Linked DNA regions of Mus musculus: region 1 is linked to region 2. A link is a loop called in an ENCODE intact Hi-C map of the cell type or tissue named here. Cell type or tissue: heart. All regions are shown on one strand. Each heading gives the region's core, and the rest is flanking DNA. Links, peaks and the distances in the headings are about the cores only.

Region 1 (5,947 bases), core at 1,705-4,204, 72 kb before region 2:
TGGACTCTAGACAGTGATGTCCCTGGGAAGGAGCCATACAGAAGTGACATTAGCTTAATTATTAAAGCAATGTATTCAGATATAGTTGATTTTTTTTCTCCTTCATAACTCCTATTTACTTCAATTTTGGGTTACAATTCTCATGTGTTCTACTCTCTTTCTTTCAAAGGACTTCGTGTTTGCCAAAAGGATGTTTCACATGAAGTTAACAAACAGGCTCTTGGTTTCAACCAGCTTTGCAATGCAAAGCTTATCTCTAGGTCCCACACGGCTACATGACCCTCTGATGTCACTGGTGTGAGTGCTTCTTCTGAGATAAGTCTGCTTTCAGACACATGCCACATAAAGCTTTCAGTGAGTAAATAAAATTCCAAGGGCTGAGAGCTCAGCTGCCCCTGTACCTCCTGCAGTTAGAACTAGTATGTTTTTACTGTTCATATTTTCCTGAGCTTGCTTATGCTACCAAACACACACACACATACACACACTAGAGGGAATAGATAATTTTATATCTTGTCTCATGGCAACTTCAATTATGGATTCCCCATTCATTATTTCTAGGCATGGTGTATAATTTTTCTGTTTATAAAATCAAAACAATGAAAGAATACTACTTTCTCCACTCTCCTCTCTTGTCATTTATTAGTAAATGCTGGTGCAACTCTTTGATGGACAAATGGCAAGAGCAGGGTTAGTGGAAGGAACATAGATCACGCTATCAGAAAAGAAAGATGGCCTACAGGCTGTGAGATGACTTAGGCAGTAAAGTACTTGCCAAAAAAAAGCCTGACAGTGGGAATTTGGTAACCAGAGCCCACAGTGGAAGGAGAAGCCTGGCTTCCACAGGTTCTTCTCCAACCTCTGACCATGTGCTGTGGCATGCGTGCATGCACACACAAACATTATACACATGCATACATGCAATCGCAATAACAATATTTTTAAGTGACAGACTAGAATTTCCAGAACCCGACTGGCTACTCACTACTTCTGTGACCTTGGGGAAAGTGCTTAGATTCTCTAGGTCTGTCAAATGAGACTAGTGAGACGGCCATGGGGTTGAAGTAAGAACCGAGGGAGGGAATAGCAGTATCTGGCAAACACCATACATAGCACAGGGAAGGCCAACGAATGACGAGTTCATTCTGAATCCATAGGGAGAAGGAGAACATGGCTGCTTGGAAAATGAACACGGGACTAGTTCTGTCAGACAATCAATTCTCCCCCTGAGGCGAGTGCTTAGTATGCTGTGCCTGTCATTCTGGAGTCCAGTAGTTAGTTCCCACTTAGGAGCTTTTCTCAACCAGAAATTCACTCAGTACCTTAGGCTAAGATCTGCATGCATATAATAAGATGTATGTATTCTTTATACTGCTTTCCTTCCATCTATACCCATAGCCAAGACCCATGTCTGTGATGAAATCCATAACTCTGCTTTACATCCAAGCATTCAGTAATTACCTTTTCAAACTCCATGAACAAAGAGAAAAACGCGCTTACATTATGTCAGCTACGTGACTACTCTTTTTGTTTGCTTTGTCGCTTTTTGAGACACAGTCTCCCGCTGTAGTCCAGGCTGGACTGGAACTCAACAGCAGTCCTCCTTCCTAAACCTCCCTCCTAAGTTTTGGGGTTCCAGACATTGTTCACCACACTCCCTTTACAATATTTAAAGCTGAGAGATACAGAGCAAAAGCAAGATCTCTTTATCTGTTAACATATATATAGTGATGTCTATATTCGTCCTCATGGCAACAGAGGAAGCCAGCCCTTTGTTTAGTCAAGCATGGAAGAGGAAATGACAGGGCAGAGGTCTGTGTCAGCGATTCCCTCCGCTTCTGCTCGCTCATTATGACACGGCAGGAGGGGTTCTCACTGAGATCACCCTGAAGAATCCAGGTGAAGACAGGTTGGTGGCAAGCAGAGACTTGCTGGCCCAAGGCGAATTTGCTATGACTTTTCCCTATTGCTTTATATGAGAAGAGCGAAGTTGGCTCTTAAACATATAGTCAGAGCCGCCCGGACGGTTCCTTGAGGGTATAATCAGCAATGAACTTGTAATCAGACACCTCTGTTTACAGAGACGTCAAACTGGAAACCAGTAACAATTACTACTGAATCCTGTCTTTAATATAGAACATTTAATATAGAGCATTTAACAGAGAACTATGTAGGCCTGAAGTTGAAAAAAACAATCTGAGACTATTATCAGTTATGACTCAAAGTCTCTTTTAGGTAATTTTAGAAAGGAAGGAAGGAAAGATTTATTTATTTATTTATTTATTTATTTATTTATTTATTGTGAAAGAATATTTATGTGTTTATTGTGCATCTGTGTCTGTGTGTGAAGACATACAATGATGTACATTTGAAGGTGAGGACAATTAATGGGAGTTGGTTCTCTCCTTCCACCTTGTGGGTTCCAGAGATTGGACTAAGGTCATGGGGTTTGGTAGCGAGTGTCTTTACTCCATGGAGCCATCTCACAGCCTATGTATTAACTTTCTAACATCCCCATGCTTCACCTTCCCCATCTGAAAACCCAGGAACTAGGCTTCTGTGGGCAGCAGTTAAGTATTTGGTTCATCATTTTCCACAAGACTAGCGACTCCAAACCTGGAGATCTGCTGCATGTCCCGTCTGCCTGAGTTAGCGCAAGTTTAGATTCTGACCCTTAAATGAAGAGTTCCCAGTTATATAACTATTCATAGATAATCATTTCTTCATAAAAAAAAGAGTATGATTCATTTTTCTGTCCAGAACAGGAGCAGACTGTTTTTCGTTGTTAGATCACTCTCTATAGAATAACCAGAAATGGCAACTGCGGGCTGCTGACTCCCTCTGACAGGGCAAGTAACTAACTCATGAGAAGAACAACGAAGCATTTGTTAATAACTGACTTCCTTTTCAAACAATATTATGTCCTAATCATCAAGTCCACGGACATTTTCTTCCTCCTTTCGCGTTACAAGTTAACTTACTGTGGCAGCAACGGAAGCCCTTTCTGTCCCTTGGGAAATTTTCTCTCACCCAATCAAATGTTTCCATCAAACCAGAACTGATTTCCTATCTTCAACCTCCTTTGCCACCGCTGCTTTCTCATCTTCTCACATGTATCCTCTTATGTTTTTTGTCTTAAGAGAAAAGAGACTGCCCCTAACAACATTCTCCTTAGGAAATAAACATAAACTTTTTTTTTCCCTGTTGCCCAGATAAGTGTCTTCCAAAAGAATAGGCAATCTAGTGATTTGTTGAACAGATCCAACTCAAATATGATCATTATTAATTCTAGTTGTGCAGTAAGTTTACCTTTGTAAATTACTGGCTAATGTGGATTGGAATTCTCAAATCTGTGAACTATGTCTTAGTCAGGGTTTCTATTCCTACACAAACTCATGACCAAGAAGCAAGTTGGGGACAAAAGGGTTTATTCAGCTTATACTTCCATACTGCTGTTTATCATCAAAGGAAGTCAGGACTGGAACTCAAGCAGGTCAGGTAGCAAGAGCTGATGCAGGGGCCATGGAGGGGTGTTTCTTACTGACTTGCTTCCCCTGGCTTGCTCAGCCTGCTCTCTTATAGAACCTAAGACTACCAGCCCAGAGATGGTCCCACCCACAAGGGGACCTCCGAGCTTGATCACTAATTGAGAAATGCCTTACAGCTGGATCTCATGTAGGCATTTCCCCAACTGAAGCTCCTTTCTCTGTGATAACTCCAGCCTGTGTCAAGTTGACACAAAACTAGCCAGTACATGTGGATTGGAATTCTCAAATCTATAAACTAATAATTATTATTACAAAGATACTTATTAAATGTAAAACTGTAATTATTGCACATACTTAATGGGGTCCCTATAAAATAATATGCATGTCAGTGTTTAGTGGAATATCAGAAAAACAACTAATCTCAATAAATATCCCCAACCATCAGTGTTACTATGAATACGCTAAGCCACCATTGTTACTATGACTCCATCTTCCTATTTCACTGCTCTTTTCTTTAGCATGCTACCCCAGCTCTCTTCTTACCCCATTTTCCCTAGATCACTGATTCTTCTCAGTTGTTCAAGTGCAACATTCATCATTTGGCCTCATAACTCAGCATCAACTCTAGGAGCCTTCCTCTTCCTTTGGCTTCCCTTCTTCTTTTCTTCTCTCTATTGCTCTTTATCTCTCTTCTGACTGCTCTGTCTAGTCCTCTGGGGGCACTTGGGTACCATGGATTCATTGGCTCTCCACTTCAGTGGAGAGTAGGGCCTGAAAGCAGTTGTATCTAGAATCCAAGTATACATGACGGGTGCAGGGCAGGAAGAGTTTGAACCACAGCGCACTCATCAAGGAAGCCAACTTTTTTTCAAGGCTCAAAGACACATAGAATAAAGGCTAAAGGAGTTTATCCATTTAACAGTCAATATTATTAGACAAGTTTACAGTTAGGCATTATAAAAGAAGATTCACCTTTGATAATTCATTGACTAAAACTTGATATGCATCCCAATGTTAGTGTCTTGCAAGCTTTTCTTGAGGTCACATTCACATTGTAGTAGCTGGTTCTCTTTTTCCATTATTTGAACTCCAGGGATTGGACTCAGGTTGCTGGGGCTTGGTGGTAAGTGGCTCTACCACATAACCAGAGATTGTAGGCATAATGTTACTGTGCAGTGTGTAAAGATTATCCTTGTATTATTCACACACTGACTTCAGTGTCCCCATGTCTGACTGCAAACTAGATGTGGCATTGTAATGCTTATTCTAAGAATTCCCTGTCTCAATGTTGTGTAACTATTGCTCCTCAATTATCCCCTAATTATAAAGATTCCCTGGTCAGTAAAGAGCTGATCAGTCAAGGACTGAGCAGAGGAGAAAAATAAGGCTGGACTTCCTATCCCAGAAAGGGGAAGGGGAAAAGAGAAAGGAAGAGAGGATTTCCCATGAGAAGGGGGTCGAGGAGATGCTATGAGAGAGACCAGGCATGGAGCAGAGAGAGCCAGATCAGTACTAAAATGCAAGTATCTAGAGGATCTTTTTCTGGGAGGTAGCCAGAGTAGTTTAGAGATTAGAATAGATGAATAACTGCTCAGTTATTGTGCCATCAAGCTTATTAAATAAATCTAATAATCTCTGTCTCATTTATTTGGGAGCTAGCTGGGATAAAGAAAAAACTGTCACTTAAAACTTCATTAAGAAGAGATGAACAGGTCCTGATTAAAAAAAAGAATTATATATTTTCCTCCATACCAGAGGTAGACAGTTTTTGCACCACAGTGAGTTTATATCATATTTTTTAGTTTCTATGGTGACCCATCATGTCTCTTTGATCATAAACTAAATCTTGATTATTCACACCCTAAATCTTGAAGTCACAACAACAAAAACCTCACATCTGAGAAAGTTTGGCAAGAAAAGTCTCAGATGTCTCCAAAGTAGGCAAGGGTCTCTACCATACTGGGTAGTCTGTTTTTCCCACCTACCAGGAAATGCCACCTGATACCTCTTGCTGGGTGTTAGGATAATTCTGCCTTGGTTCACACATGACTTCTAATGTTCTTAATTTATCTTGGTCCTGATACAAGTAACCAACAAATCTCTTTTATTTCATGCTCTATCTATTCCTTCCTGAGCCATCTTACAGACAGAAACTTTGTGTTCTCATCTTTGCAATGCAGTGTCTTTCATGAAGTAGACAATGAATGTTTTGTGTTCTAGGCAGAAGCGGGGAAATATGCTTTAGAGATTCTGAACAGAACCTGCTTCCATTGTAACAAAGGTGAGAGAACCACTTAGATGCAGAGGGACTCTGAGCCAATGAAACCAGAGCCCCGACCTCATCTTCCCCTTTCTTCACAGCAGGTCTCCTGAGCAGAGCAGCCTTCTTCCTGTCACTTCAAGCTCTCTGAGCATGTGCTTTGTGAAATAGGATCCTGGTCTTTCAATGTTGGGACAGG
Region 2 (5,947 bases), core at 1,110-3,609:
TTATCAACTCTTAGTGGGTATATTACTTTGATACTTCCTAAACAAACCTTTGAGTTTATTGAACCTCTCATTGCTCATGCCAGATAAACACACACACACACACACACACACACACAACATGCACTCAAATGTTTGCTCTGAAAATACACAAAATCATCTATCAGCCTTTTGAGAACTGTTTTAAAGAGTAGACAAAGCAGACATGTGTTATGGAGGCATGGATGCCCCTCATGTGGTCATTTGCTCACAGACCTAAAGATGTATGACGATTATCAACAGGAAAAGAAACTCTTTGAGCCTGTGCTCTCTCTAGCAACCATTTCCAGTCTAAGACAAGCCTATGGAACTGCCTCTGCACCGTCCTTGCTCATCCCCGATTCCTTATTTCCCGCCATCATCTCACAACCTACATTTCTCTCAGAGATTTATCACCACACCCAGGGACAACTTAACTGTAAGGGGCGGGGAGGTGTTGAATGAAGAACTTAATTATTTTAAGTAGAAGCTGAAATGCCCCATACATATAAATCCTCAGTTTTCAAAATCAGAAATGTGTTATCTATTGGCTTTGTGAGGGCATGAGCGACCCATGAAACTGGAGGAGGCCCCACGTGAAATACAGCTATTGCTACTCTATAAAGATGGCGTGTTATAGTTCTAGGTTATTGATAATTAGAATTCGAAGACTAGAAATTGAAGCGGGGTGGGGGGAAACTATGGAAGTGTTTTGAGTTACAGTGTCTGTGGTTGAATAGTACACGCAGAAATGAAGGTTATGGCGGCTCTCATTTCTTCTAGCCAGGCCTTTACATAGCATAACCTTTGTCTGAGAAACCCAGGGCGTTTCTTTCTTTTTTCTTTTTCTTTTTCTTTTTTTTGCATTCGACTTGGTTTCTCAACAGGGCACATGCACCTCTCCACCTTAAGAGTACAACCACTGAGCTCTGCCTCGAAGGCTCTGTCCTCAGAAGCTGGGAAGTTACCTTCTGGGGATGCTCAGGATCAATGGTTTGTTTACCAGGCTGGCCTCACTCAGCCAAGGAATCTTGTCAAACTTTGGAACAAAAGCCTACAGAGAGAGAAATGGAAAGAGATCAGGTTGCAGAGTTTATCACACTTCCGAAGACTAAATCTTAAAGGGAGTCACAGGGCCAGAGAGATGCCTTGGTGGCTAACAGCACTCCTTCCTCTTGGAGAAAAGCCAGGTTTAGTTGACAGCACCCACAAGCCAGCTCATGACTGCCTGTAACTATAGCGGCAGGGGACCTAGCACCTTCTTCTGACCTCCACAGACACCTGGAGTCAGGAGCACATATGTAGACATAATTAAAAACAAAATATTAAAAAAAAGTTAAAATACTTGACCAGTGCTGGTATTACAATAAGCAAAGTAAGCTAACAGCAACCACACAGCAATCAATACATTGCAAACTATTTTAACACGAGAGTCCTCCAACCATTCCATAAGGTGGCCAAGAACAAATAAGCGCCTTCTTTCTTTTACAGACAAAGAATTCAAAGCCCAGATAGTGTGAATATGAATAAATGGGTTCATGCTTTCTGCCTCTGTGTCCACACTATTTAACAGTCTCTATATTTTAAATTCTTCGAGCTTCCATCTATTTATAAATCCTGTGACACTTCCAAGACCCCAGTTGAAAATCAGCAATCTCTCGTCCCAAAGGCTCTCCACCCTCATCTCTTTTAGGTGGCAAAGTCTAGGAAAGGATCCAGCTTTGGAGCCATCCACATTTGGATATTTCTGATCTACTTGCAATTACTAACCAGCTGCCTGACTTTGGTCAAAAACAAACTAATGATCGCATCGTCTCTGTGCAAGTCAACGCACAGGATGCTATGTGAGATCTGGGATCTCCCCGACTCCCCCCCCCTTTTTTTTTTTTTTTTTTTTTTTTTTTTTTTTTTTTGGTGAATACCAGAAGCCTGGTTTGGCACCTATAGGAGGAGGGTTTGGATGCATGGAAAGTCCCTTGGCTGAGAGCCTGTCAACACATGTCATGGTAACCTTGCAGTTACCAGTCTTCCACCAGCCCCGCGACTCTTCCTGCCTTCTCCTGCCTTCCACACCCTGTGAAGTAATTCCCACTGAGGGATTTGCTTCCCAGGCTTAGCATTCCACTAGGAGCAGATTGCCAGGAGAGGAGCAATCAGTAGAGGGCAGCAGTGACCTCGCGGTGTGGAGTCTCGGGGCGGGACGCTTTGGCCGCCGAGTGCTGCGGATCCGGAAGTGCTCCTCCACAGTAGTCCCCTTCCAAGCCGGCGTCCCGGATGTAGAAGTAGCTAGGCGGCCGCTCTTCTCGGTCGTGCACCCCCCTAAAGAGCTTGGTGCAGGTGGGTTCCGGCGTCCTTCGCTGTGAGCGCTTCCGGCTGATCCAAGGCTGGGGCGGGGGTCGGCAGCGGCGGGCGGGGCAGGCCGGTTGGGTGAGTGGTAGCCCAAGACCCTTCGCCGCCCGGTGACGGGGACCTTTCAAATCCCGAGGTCCCAGTGCGTGAGGGCCGACTCCAGGGTGTACGGCTTTTAAAGCAAAGGTCTATCCTAGCCTCCACGAAAAATACAGACGGTCCGGCAGGAAGTTCTTTCTCGAATTTGCTGAATGACCTCTGTGTTTACGACTGGGATGATTGTTTTCTTGATCCTGCGCTAGAGTTTTGCTGTTTCAGTTAATTAGGATGATATAGCACTTTAAAGGATAGTAAGTTCAGCTAATGAACAAAAAAGATTTGAGTTCTTGGTTTGGGCTAAAACTATAGAGAGATCATGCCCTTTTGTACGGTGCAGGTTATTGTCATTCGACCGATAACTTATTCAGATACCTTTGGGGACCTAGTAACGGCTATGGATGGATTCTGTCCCTATAAATTTGCGTAAGTTGCAAATATAATCATGCAAAAATAGTATAAACCTTAGAGTGTATGAATGCCCAAGTTAAGACTGGCTTAGAGAAGGACGACCAGAAGCAGAGACTTTGACACTAGACTTTTGTAGGAGGTCTGGCTCCACGCTGTTAGCCTGGGACCTAAATACTCTACTGTTTTGAAACTCAGATGTCTTATTAGGTAAACTCATAACTGGTATTAACTTGTAAGGCTGTGACAGTTAAAGAAGGTGCATAAGACATTTAACATTCTGAGTTAGATGCAGATATCAATTATTAAGACTACACTTTAAAATGTGAAGGCTTAATGCCGCATTATGTCACCAGACACAATTTATCTAGGCTTTCAGTAAGCCAAGTTGTTTTTTATTGTATCTGATGCCAGCTTCCATATATTTACAGTTCTCTCTTCTAGGAATTTAGCTGTGTTGTCCTGACCCTCAGGACAAACTCATCTAATGCAGGCTCAGCTTGTACTGAAGGCTTTGTAAACAAGGAAAGTTCTGTAGGGTATCAGCATGGCATTTCCAGAGAGTTCTTAATCTACAGATTTATCAAGAACCAGAACCCCATGGACGTCCCTGAGGGAGATTGAGCCAACCTGGATTTGAGGAAAGAATGAGATAATGTGTGCTCAACGTGTAACAGACACCCCAGAAGTCAAGTGGCAGAAGGTTTTATATGAGCGGCAGCCGTTCCCTGATAACTATGTTGACCAGAGGTTCCTGGAAGAACTCCGGAAAAACATCTATGCCCGGAAGTACCAGTACTGGGCTGTGGTATTTGAGTCCAGTGTGGTGATACAGCAGCTGTGCAGTGTCTGTGTTTTTGTAGTGATCTGGTGGTACATGGATGAGGGTCTTCTGGCTCCCCAGTGGCTTTTTGGGACCGGACTGGCATCTTCCTTGGTTGGGTATGTTTTATTCGATCTTATCGATGGAGGTGATGGACGGAAGAAGAGTGGGCGGACCCGGTGGGCCGACCTGAAGAGTACTCTGGTCTTTATCACTTTCACTTACGGTTTTTCACCTGTGCTAAAGACCCTGACGGAGTCTGTCAGTACAGACACTATCTACGCCATGGCAGTCTTTATGCTGTTAGGCCATCTCATCTTCTTTGATTACGGTGCCAATGCTGCTATTGTATCCAGCACCCTGTCCTTGAACATGGCCATCTTTGCTTCTGTTTGCCTGGCCTCACGCCTCCCCCGGTCACTCCACGCCTTCATTATGGTGACGTTTGCTATCCAGATCTTTGCACTGTGGCCCATGTTACAGAAGAAACTGAAGGCGTACACCCCGCGAAGCTATGTAGGGGTCACTTTGCTTTTTGCCTTTTCTGCCTTTGGAGGTCTTCTGTCCATTAGTGCTGTGGGAGCCATACTCTTTGCTCTCCTGCTGTTTTCCATCTCCTGTCTCTGCCCTTACTACCTCATTCATCTGCAGCTTTTTAAGGAAAATATTCACGGGCCTTGGGATGAAGCTGAAATCAAGGAAGACTTGTCTAGGTTCCTTAGCTAATCTAGGGACCTTCATTTCATTATTAAGACCAGCGGAAAGACTTCGAGCCTAACCGGTGCAACATTTAAAGGCAGGGGTCCACTCTTGAAGCAGCCGACTGATCTAGATGGTAGAGCTGAGATCAGAAGAAAGCATTTAACCAAGGGCTTAGGGGAGGGTGCTTGTCCTTCAGTTATTTTGTGACTGAAAAAGCTTTCTGGTGCTGTTATGAATTATTGTCCTTTATTCCCTGTAACAAATGATGTAATGTGGGTTCTGCTTATTAAAAAAGTAATATCCATTGCATTGTCTAGTATTTTAAAAAAAACAAAACAAGGAAACCCTTATTTATGTGTGTATAAGAGAGGGGGTTTGTCTATTTCCAGTATGTATGTCCCACGCATCAAATTCAGGCCCTGGCAACAGGCCTTTACCAGCTGAGCCATCACACTGGCCCTGTCTCATTTTTATGAGAGCATAAGACAAAAGTAGTATGAAGGTGTGTGTGTGTGTGTAAAAGTGTAATCAGTTGTTTAGCCTTTTCTGTGTATACTAAGGGACACCTTTATATATCTAGAGCCCAAATTTGAGAATCCCTGATGGTGGCATCCAGTTTGTTGTCCAATACCACAGAAGTGGTCACTCAAGGAGAGCTACATGCCATAGAAACAAAACGTTAGCGATATGAAAGAGGCTGGAGGGTGAGTTCATCTCAGGCAGTTAGGAAACCAGAGGTGACATTTAATTTACTCGTGGAGGATAGCAGGTGAAAGCCTTTGAGAAACAGATAGGTAATACTAGTGAGAATGGAAAACTATGGACCAAGCAAGTGTGCCCAGTGAGGGCAGCTGTTACCGCTCCAAAAGTGTTGTTTCTACTCAGTTTGGGAGTCATACCTGTGGCTCAGAGAAAGTAAATATTGCAGTAACTGTGATTCTGATTCGTAATATGAATATACTTTGTGAACTGTCTCAAATTTAATTCAGATTACAAAAACATTTGCAGGCAAGATGTGACTACATATGATAGTCAAAGCACAATGATGGGAACGTGATGGGATTTAGTCACAGAGATCTGGGGGAGGAACGAAAGAGTGGGAGCTTGAGTCACTGAGTTCGGCTCTGTTGATCAAGTAATTGGACCCTGCTGCTGGTGATGAGCAATCCATCTTGTCTAAAGATGGGACAAATTGTGAAGTCTGGAATTACCTAACCGTTCAGTTCTCAGCTTTCACCTTTAATATTGAAGAATTGTTGCAATAGATAAGCTGTGTGAAGCGTCTTGAAGAGAGCCCAACCCGAAGCTCGATGTTAGTGCTGAGCACCTCAAATGCAAAATTCTGAAATCTGAAATGCTCCAGGATCTGCTCTGAAAGGTTTTGAGCACCAATGCTATGCCCTGTGAAAATTCTACATTCTATTCCATGAAATCTGTGCAAAACTATTTAAGAAGTATAAAACTGTCTTAATATGGTATATAAGTTGTATATGAAGTAATTAAGTCTTATGTTTAGATGGGTCCTGTTCTCAAGCTATCTCTATGTAAAAATTT

Evidence for each region. A loop is a pair of places that touch in the nucleus more often than their neighbours do. Peaks named below come from ENCODE experiments on the same cell type or tissue, not always from the same donor. Only the 100,000 strongest peaks of a DNase experiment are listed, where the experiment ranks them.
Region 1: a loop joins it to region 2, with 2.3 times the contacts of the local background. A loop is called at or near these places in 10 of 42 quality-filtered maps.

Annotation. Positions count from the first base shown.
Region 1 is chr1:161,894,476-161,900,422 of GRCm38, forward strand. It overlaps Gm31925 (a long non-coding RNA gene), which reads left to right and starts at 1,818. Exons shown (of 3, transcript XR_373652.2): 1 at 1,818-1,909. In heart, for the core only: no CTCF peak of the experiment used is centred there; no DNase peak of the experiment used is centred there; H3K27ac peaks cover 392 bases.
Region 2 is chr1:161,966,928-161,972,874 of GRCm38, forward strand. 4930558K02Rik (RIKEN cDNA 4930558K02 gene) reads right to left here. Exons shown (of 7, transcript NM_001204904.1): 2 at 984-1,069. It overlaps Pigc (phosphatidylinositol glycan anchor biosynthesis, class C), which reads left to right and starts at 2,261. Exons shown (of 2, transcript NM_001039045.1): 1 at 2,261-2,352; 2 at 3,313-5,947. The coding sequence starts at 3,524. The coding sequence ends at 4,417. In heart, for the core only: a CTCF peak has its summit at 2,168 (motif pointing right); a DNase peak (open chromatin) is centred at 2,154; H3K4me3 peaks cover 1,663 bases; H3K27ac peaks cover 1,457 bases.